Regions from separate parts of the Homo sapiens genome. Here regions 1 and 2 are each linked to region 3. The links are chromatin contacts, found by Hi-C or POLR2A ChIA-PET in ENCODE. All regions are on one chromosome and are shown on one strand. The core of a region is the stretch at or near the end of the contact, and the rest is flanking DNA. Distances in the headings are between cores, read along the strand shown.

Region 1 (2,777 bases), core at 107-2,606, 360 kb before region 3:
CCTCTTCTTCACCCTTCCCTACACATGGGGGATTCTGACGTAAACAGTCTGGTCTGCTGAGTGGCTTCCCCATTTTGCAGATAGTTAAAACAAATATTGCAGCTCTTGACACAGATAAGAAATAAGATAAAGCATCTTCCAAAAAAGTATACTTCTGAACAGAGCTATGGAGTGTCTTTAGCATAAAGACACATGCTCAAATAATATATTTCATAATACATGAGGTGTTTAAGGTCATCAGCAGTGCATCAGTATAAATGCAACTATCCTTTTACCTGGTTGATTTTAGGATGATTCTAAACAATAAAGTGCATCAATAACAGAGAACAAAAATCTCCTTTGTCCACCTTTCCCAGCTCCCAAAGTCCCCGTTCACACACTCCAAAACACAGAAAATAAACAAACACACACTTAACAGTGGCTCAAACACTCAGAACATTCCATTGTCAGTCCATTTCCCTTTTTAGTCTGATATTTCCAGATTAAAATTTCCAAATGAGCAAGCATTTTAACAGCCTGAATGTTAATTTCGGCAGAGCTCTGGTTAACTGTAATCCACTTAAAGATGGCTTGCAGAACTCCACCATTCTGGTAAATAAACCATGCTCCAGAAATTTAAAAGACAAACACAGGGACCTGGTATTGTTCACATCAAGGCACAGAACAAATCTTCAGAGAAAAATAAGTTAAGTCTAACGTTATGAGAAAGTTACATTTTTCTTTTACTTTTTTTTTTTGGAGGGGGGAGTAGCTATAAATAAACTTGATTGAAAAGGCAGGTTTTCTTCCTGTTTTAAGCTTCTTCAATGCTATTCAGAACTACTCAAAGGAAGAAAGAAAAAAACACCAGACTTTTAGACACCCAGGGCAGTACAATCCAGCAACCGTTTAAAGTAAACAGAAAGCATGGTGTACTACTAAGCTTCTTTAAAAAAAAAAAAAAAAAAAAAAAAAAAGCCATTTCCAAAGATTCTTATCTGGTCCTCCTTAGGAAGGCTTATTCCACCTGAGGCAATTGCAGCAACGAAGAGCTCCGCGGCTTCCTCTAAGGCACAGGCAGCGTAATTCACATTGAGCAGAAAACCCAGGGACTACATTAGCCTTTGAAACTGAACCAAGTTCTGTGGCCGCGGTATGGCCTTCATTTCAGCTGGGGCTAGAGAGAGACGGTGGCGGTGGAGGCAGCAGAAAGAACTCCGGAAGGGAGCTCCGGGGCTGTCCGCGGCTCCTCAGGGCAGCACGGTGCCGGGCAGGCATGCTCTCCAGCCAGGGCGCTTGCAGCAACGCCCTCTCTCTTCAGGCACCATCTGCTGCGTCTCTGGGCCTGCCGGGCGTTCCGGAGCCGCAGCTCTCTACCACTTCGGTGCTACGCCCTCCCGTGACTTAACTTCGCAGTCATCTTTCGCTTCTTCCCGGGAGTCGGCGAGCGGTTTCAGTGGGAGGTACCTCGAAGCCGAGAGGCTGCAATGTAACAGCTTGTGGTGACATCAGCGCAAAGCAGGCCGAGTCCGGCCACTGGGGAGAGGGACAGCTCAGGTTCAAACACCGCGGAAACCCCGCCGACTACTTCAAAATGGGAGGGGATCCGTAGGGCTTGCGGAGGCAGAACCTGGCACCGGGAGATCCGCGAAGAAATTATTTTGTGAAGGTCCAGAGACCGCACTCATTTGAATACTAAATGGGAAAAGGGGGGCTACATAGGTCCCTATCCTTCAGTTGAAACCGCACTTTTACACTGAAGAATCTGATGCTTCAGCAGTATCTGCGATGCAAAGTGCAGATCACTTTGAAGTCGAGAGTGTTTTGCCGTTCCCTTTTGAAGCCCAAGTTCAAATCTAACTGTTCTCCAGAGTAAAGTATTCCTACCAGTGAGGGGCTCTCAGCACTGCTGACATGAATATTAGTAGTTACTAATAACCATACAGTACTCTTGAGGTTAACACAAGGCCCAAGAGTGGTACTCACTGACTCCAGATATTTAATAAACAAAATCACCTCCACAGATTTTTATCTACTGAACACCCTTCTAAAAATACTGTTTGAAAATAAATTCAGCAAGCCAACTCTTAGTCTTTGTAGGAAATTTAATAGTTTTATTTAAATAAAATCTAAACATTCTCTATTTTACAAAATAAGAAACATCGTCAGAGTGTCAGTTACAAATGAAGCGGTCTTTCTTCAATCTCATAAAATAATCATTTGAACATGAACAAAACTGTGCTAACTCCAAATGAAGAAGGCAGTTCTAGTAAAAACAACTTTATACTTTCTTTGTTAATTTTACAGAAAAGATGTGGGAGGAAACTTTTGTGCCTTTAATGAGAAAACGTTATCTCAATATTCATTCGATAAATCTAAGAGTTGAATCTTTTTTAAAAAAATCTTTTCATAATGAAAACTCTATCGGTAACTCATCCATTCAACAATTATTAGATTATTAGATGCAACTCAGTATGTGGCCATCATTAAGTTGACTAGATATATGACTATCTATAAAGAAAAAGAGATTTAAAAATATCCATCCACATCACAATATCAATGCCAATTTTTCATGTTCAAGACGTGAAATATTTCAACAAGCACCTGATTCTGTGGTGTTCAAGCACACAGGCTGTAATAAGGCACTGATAAGAGAAAGAAAAATGGTCTCATACTTACCACGCTTGAACAGTGGATTGGGCACTAGACTGGGAAATAGTAGAGGCCAAGAGTCTTACTCCCAGCTGCCGCTCTCTTGATATGTAAGCTTAGAAAACTACTTATTCATGGCAATATGA
Region 2 (2,700 bases), core at 186-2,685, 320 kb after region 3:
TAATTTCCTTAAAATAAATTTAAAGAAAAAAGCCAAATTAAATTTTAACAGGCAGTCGGACTCTTGCTTTTCAGAAACTATAGACTTAAAGCACTAGATCAAAACAATTACGTTCCTAGAAATAAGCATACTTCTGAGTACAATTAAAAACCTCGACAATAATACTTTATATAAATACCCTTTCCCCAAAACTTTTAACATTTTGCTAATGCGGTCTAATAAATTAGAGAAGCAAAGGGTGAGTTAACTCACTAATCAAAAGGTTGTTTTCTCATAACAGCCTTTATTTAAGTAGAAGTACAGGTTATATTTGTAAAAATACTGAAAAACTTCTTAGGGTCAATGAAATTACCTAGATGTTAGGAGATACATAAAAACCTAGAGAAGTTAACAGCCCTTTTCAGACCCTACTGCCACTTCACTAGCTCCTGATAATGAAGTTCTTACTCTCACACGCTCTCAGGTTCTTACTCCTGGGAACTGCCGATGGCTCCTCGGATCTCCGAGTAAAGTTAATTCTGTAGCAACCAGTGTCAATGGAACAGCACAATTTGGCTCATTCATATTCCAGCACTCTATGAACAAGAAACTAGGGAAGGGTGGGGTCGCGGGTAAAGAGTGGTCGCACTGCAGGGAGGAGTCTAAATGCCAGGGTGGAGCTGAGGACTCTCTTCGCCATCAAACCTAACCTGAGCACTTCACGCCCTTACTGGTGTCTGGCCCAGCCCGGGTCGCCCCTTCCCCAGTCGGGACTTGGGGCAGGCAAAAAGCCGAACGTTCGGCCAGACTGGGGACGCAGCGCCGCCCTCGCTCCACCCCTCTTTCCCGCCCACCAGGCAATTCCAGGTACCCACCGCTGGGAGCTGGGAGGGGGCGCCGGGCTGGCGCTGCCGCCCACCTTCTCTAGCTGGAACTTGGGATCGGTGCTCAGGGAGGGGAGAGCCGGCGCTCGGCGGTCCGAACCGGGGGATGGGGGAGCCGGGCCGGGAGGCCCCTGCCCTCGATACCCCTGCCCACTCCGGAGAGTAAGGCACAACCCGGGACCCCGGGGAGAAGCTGAGTCTTCCCCAGTGGAGCCGGACGAACCCCCAGCCCCTGGAGAGGGCGAGTGAGTGCAGCGCCGCTGCACCGCAGCGCGAGCCGCTACTCACCGTCCCCCACCGGCCGCGGACCCGCCGCCCGGCGCCACCGGCTCCTCCTGGTCGCGGCGCAACCGCTGCCGCCGCTGTCTCCTCCCGACGCGCCAGCTCTCCCTGCGGGGCCGAGCGGCTAGTTCGCACCCTCTTTCGCTCTCTTAAGAATGATTATGATTTTTAAACGAACTTTATTAGTAGCCAGGGCTCAGATTGAGTGGCTCAGCAGCAGCTCCGCCGGGGGTGGTGGGGCGCGGGAGTCTCGACTCCCCTCATCTGTGGACCCGCCGCGCTGCGGAGCATGCGCCGTGCTTCGTCTGCGCATGCTCTGTGCGGACCCGCGGCCCTGCCCCGCCCCTGTTCTGGCGGGTGGCTGGCGGCGGCTCAGCTTTCCAGGCGCCTCCAAGGGAGCCCGGGAGGGCAGTGGGGAGATCAGAGACGAGCAGGATCTCCTAGATCGTGAACTCTAGAAAAGAGAAATCGGCCAATGACGGTCCGCATGAGTTTCGCCTACAGAGTTATCACACTTCCAGTGTCCTCAAAGGGCTTGCCCCGCTTCGGACACCTACCTTATTTTCTTGACCAGATGACATCTTAAGTGGCCAAGTGAGCAAAAAAATGTCGAGCAAAGTCGAAAACGCACTCACACAGCCTGCAGGACAAAATAGAAGCCTGAGATGGTTAATTATTCAGAGAAGCGAACCAAAAACGAAAAGGTTCCGCAAAAGCAATCTCAACTTTGCTTCAGTTGTTTTTATATTTCAAAATAAAATAGAATAGAAAAAAAAGATGGAAAATACCAAGTGTTGGCCAGGATGTAGAGTAACTGCATTCTTCTACTTTGCTGCTGGAATGTAAACTGGAACAACTCCTTTGAAAAACAGTTTGGGACTGTCTGCAAAAGGTGCATACCCTATGGCCCCGCAGTTCCACGCCTGCATATAGAGCAAAGAGAAACGAATACTTAGGGTGCACGGACAGGCAGGTATCAGAATGTTCGTAGCTGCATTTATTGTAATAATTCCTTAATGAGAATAACCCAAAAGACCATCAACAATAGAATAAATTAATGAAATTACACAGAGTTCATATAATGAAACACTATACAGCAACGCAAAAAAGCATCTGCAATTACAGGCAATAACGTGAATCAACTGGGGAAACCTAATGCCCAGCATAAAAAGACAACAAAAGTACACATGGCATAAGTCCATTTCTATAAACTACAAAAACAGAAGAACTAAGAGGCTCAAAGTTAGCATAATGGTTACCTTGGTGGGCAGGGGATAGTGACTGGAAGGAGTTAGCGACTAGAAGAGGGGCTTCCAGTTAGCAACTGGAAGAGGGGCTTCCTTCTAGTGAGGTTCTCTCCGTTGATTTTGGCGCTAGTTATAAATGCGTGTCCATTTGTGAAAATTCAAGCTGTACTCTTATGCACATTTTTCTGTATGTGAATTATAATTCACACTTAATAATTTTAAAAATTAGTGGAGATTATTTTACCTATAATAGCAATAGTATTTGTAAGAAATTTAATATCAAGTAGCTAACAGATTTATCTCTAGGA
Region 3 (2,700 bases), core at 88-2,587:
GTGAATTCACATCCCTGTATCTACCCTAGAGAAATTCTACCAAGAGTGCCCAGTAAGATATTCAATGCAGAATTATTTATGATATAAAAAAATTTTTTTGAGACAGAATCTTGCTCTGTCACCCAGGCTGGAGTGCAGTGGTGTGATCTCAGCTCACTGCAACCTCTGCCTGCTGGGTTCAAGCGATTCTCCTGCCTCAGCCTCCTGAGTAGCTGGGATTACAGGTGTGCACCACCATGCCCGGCTAATTTTTGTATTTTTAGTACAGATGGGGTTTCACCATGTTGGCCAGGCTGGTCTCAAACTCCTGACCTCATGATCTGCCCAGCTCAGCTTCCCAAAGTGCTGGGATTACAGGTGTAAGCCATCGCATGCGGCCAAAAATTCTAAACCACTTAAATCAGTCTTTCCTAAACTTCAGGCATCTTCATTCCACCTTAACATTTTTTCTCCAGATCTGAGCACTGCCTCAGTTATTTCTTTTATACCCAAATTTACTTGTACTATTTTAAAATAACTATTTATAAGCACTGTGGTATACTACACAGACTCTGCAGCCACTATCTGGGTTCTAATACTGCCTTTGTCACTTCCTAGTTGTATGATCTTGAATAGTTACTTAATTATTTCCTCACCTATAAAATAAGGATTAAAATAGTAATTCATAGGGTTGCTGAAAAGAATAAAGTAATGGAGGTAAAGTACTTCAAAGAGTACCTAGCACGTAGTAGTACAGAAACATTCACTATAATTACTATGGATATTACTTGTGTGAATAAAATATAGTCTTGAACACAATAGTGTATTATTCATACTATCTAAAAAAGAAATCAGGTGGAAATAGGAAAATGAGTCACATTGCTGGTGTGCCTTGAAGACAGACACATGTGAGGTACCGATCATTAGGAGAGAGTTCTTTGTTACTCTCCAGTGAGTCAAACTACCTGGGTTCAAATATAATACCAGCTCTATTACTTACTAGGTGTGTGGTCTTGGCTAAATTACTTCTCTGTGCCTTGCTTCTTCTTTAATTTGTCAAATGCATATAACAATACGTCTCTCTTGTAGAGTAATGGGGTGTTTAAATGAGATAATCCACATTACGTACTCAGAACAGTACACAGCATAGAAAAAATACTTAATACATTATTATCATTATTATTACTGCTTCACTTCCTGGATCTGGCAGCAGCAATTTACACATCAGCAGCTCACAGCTATGATTACAAACACTATAAACAACGATGACCGTTCACCTTTATTTCCCTAAATAACTGTAAGGAATTACAGCTCCTTGATTTATGACACTTTCTTCTCCTAAGTAATATTAAAAAAAAGCCATGTCTTTTAACAGAGGAAATTTTAGCTTGAAACAGTAGGTGGTGCTATAAGTTCTTCCAGGTGTTAATAAGAGTTACTCTTTTTCTTTTGAGACCGAGTCTAGCTCTGTCGCTAGGCTGGAGTGCAGTGGCGCAATATCGGCTCACTGCAACCGCCGCCTCCCGGGTTCAAGTGATTCTCCTGCCTCAGCCTCCTGAGTAGCTGGGATTACAAGCATGTGCCACCATGCCCAGCTAATTTTTGTATTTTTAGTAGAGATGGGGTTTCACCACATTGGCCAGTATGGTCTTGATCTCCTGACCTCATGATCTGCCCACCTCGGCCTCCCAAAGTCCTGGGATTACAGGCGTGAGCCACCATGCCCGGCCAATAAGAGTTACTCTTCAACCATTAGGTGATGGACACTTGGAAGCCTGTCAGTAGTGGACTTCTATCATTTTTAGGACACCCCAAATTATCAGCCCCTTTTGGATAATCATTTCCCAAGATGTGCACTCGTGTGTGTGTGTGTGTGTTTGTGTGGTGTGTATGTGCATGTGTGAGGAACATTTATCATGAGATCTGCTCTCTTCAACCTTTAAGTGCACAATACAGTATTGTTAACTCTGGGTACAATGTTGTATAGCAGATCTTTAGAACTCATTCAGCTGGCGTAACGGAAACTTTATACCCATTGAATAGCAACTTCCTATCTCTCCTTCCCTCCAGCCCCTGGCAACTACCATTCTACTCTTTGATTTTATTAATTCAACTAATTTAGATACTTTATATAAATGGAATCATTCAGTATTTGTCTTTCTGTGACTGAGTTATTGCACCTAACATAATGTTCTCCAGGTTCATTCATACTGTTGCATATGCCAGGATTTCCTTCATTTTTTAAGGCTGAGTACTATTCCATTGTATGCATATATTGCGTTTTCTTTTTCTCTACTTTTTTTTTTTTTTAGACAGAGTCTTGCTTTGTCACCCAGGCTGAAGTGCAATGGCACAATCTCGGCTCACTGCAACCTCCACCTCCCGGGCTCAAGCAATTCTCCTGCCTCAGCCTCCCAAGTAGATGGGATTACAGGCACAGGCCACCGCACCCAGCTAATTTTTATATTTTTAGTAGAGATGGGGTTTCACCTTGTTGCCCAGGCTGGTCTTGAACTCCTGACCTCAGGTGATCCACCCATCTCGGCCTTCCAAAGTGCTGGGATTACAGGTGTAAGCCACCACACCCAGCCTATATTGCACTTTCTTTATCCACTCATCTCTCCACGGACATTTAGATTGTTTCCATATCTTGGCTACTGTGAAAAATGCTGCAATGAACATAGGAGCATATATAACTCTTCAAGATCCTGATTCCAACCC

What was found. Hi-C counts contacts between places; a loop is a spot of excess contacts on that map. ChIA-PET counts read pairs that join two places held with the same protein, here RNA polymerase II (POLR2A). Pooled maps may share reads with other maps.
Region 1: a loop to region 3 is called in a pooled map, with 7 times the contacts of the local background. The contact joins two enhancer-like sites. A Hi-C loop is called at or near these places in 3 of 50 pooled maps. POLR2A ChIA-PET finds 5 or more read pairs at or near these places in 4 of 52 experiments (BJ, GM12878 and T-cell).
Region 2: a map of naive thymus-derived CD4-positive, alpha-beta T cell shows a loop between it and region 3 (14-fold over the local background). The contact joins the promoter of RAB23 here to the enhancer-like site in region 3. A Hi-C loop is called at or near these places in 2 of 168 maps with a recorded cell type or tissue (both naive thymus-derived CD4-positive, alpha-beta T cell), 9 of 37 single-sample maps with no recorded cell type and 15 of 50 pooled maps. POLR2A ChIA-PET finds 5 or more read pairs at or near these places in 1 of 52 experiments (MCF 10A).

What each region holds. Positions count from the first base shown.
Region 1 is chr6:56,541,500-56,544,276 of GRCh38, forward strand. All of the region lies in intron 61 of DST (dystonin), which reads right to left. Among named protein-coding and RNA genes, the nearest start is that of COL21A1, 300 kb to the left of the region's middle. RefSeq lists enhancers at 692-1,457, 1,162-1,581. Within about 2 kb of position 1,357, at least 40 of the 41 ENCODE cell types and tissues checked have a DNase peak (open chromatin) inside an H3K27ac peak, as active enhancers do.
Region 2 is chr6:57,220,872-57,223,571 of GRCh38, forward strand. RAB23 (RAB23, member RAS oncogene family) reads right to left here and starts at 1,436. Exons shown (of 7, transcript NM_016277.5): 1 at 855-1,436. It also overlaps a transcript of PRIM2 not described here. RefSeq lists a silencer at 790-1,139.
Region 3 is chr6:56,903,379-56,906,078 of GRCh38, forward strand. The region is part of intron 2 of DST (dystonin); the gene reads right to left. Among named protein-coding and RNA genes, the nearest start is that of DST, 50 kb to the right of the region's middle. Within about 2 kb of position 1,338, at least 2 of the 41 ENCODE cell types and tissues checked have a DNase peak (open chromatin) inside an H3K27ac peak, as active enhancers do.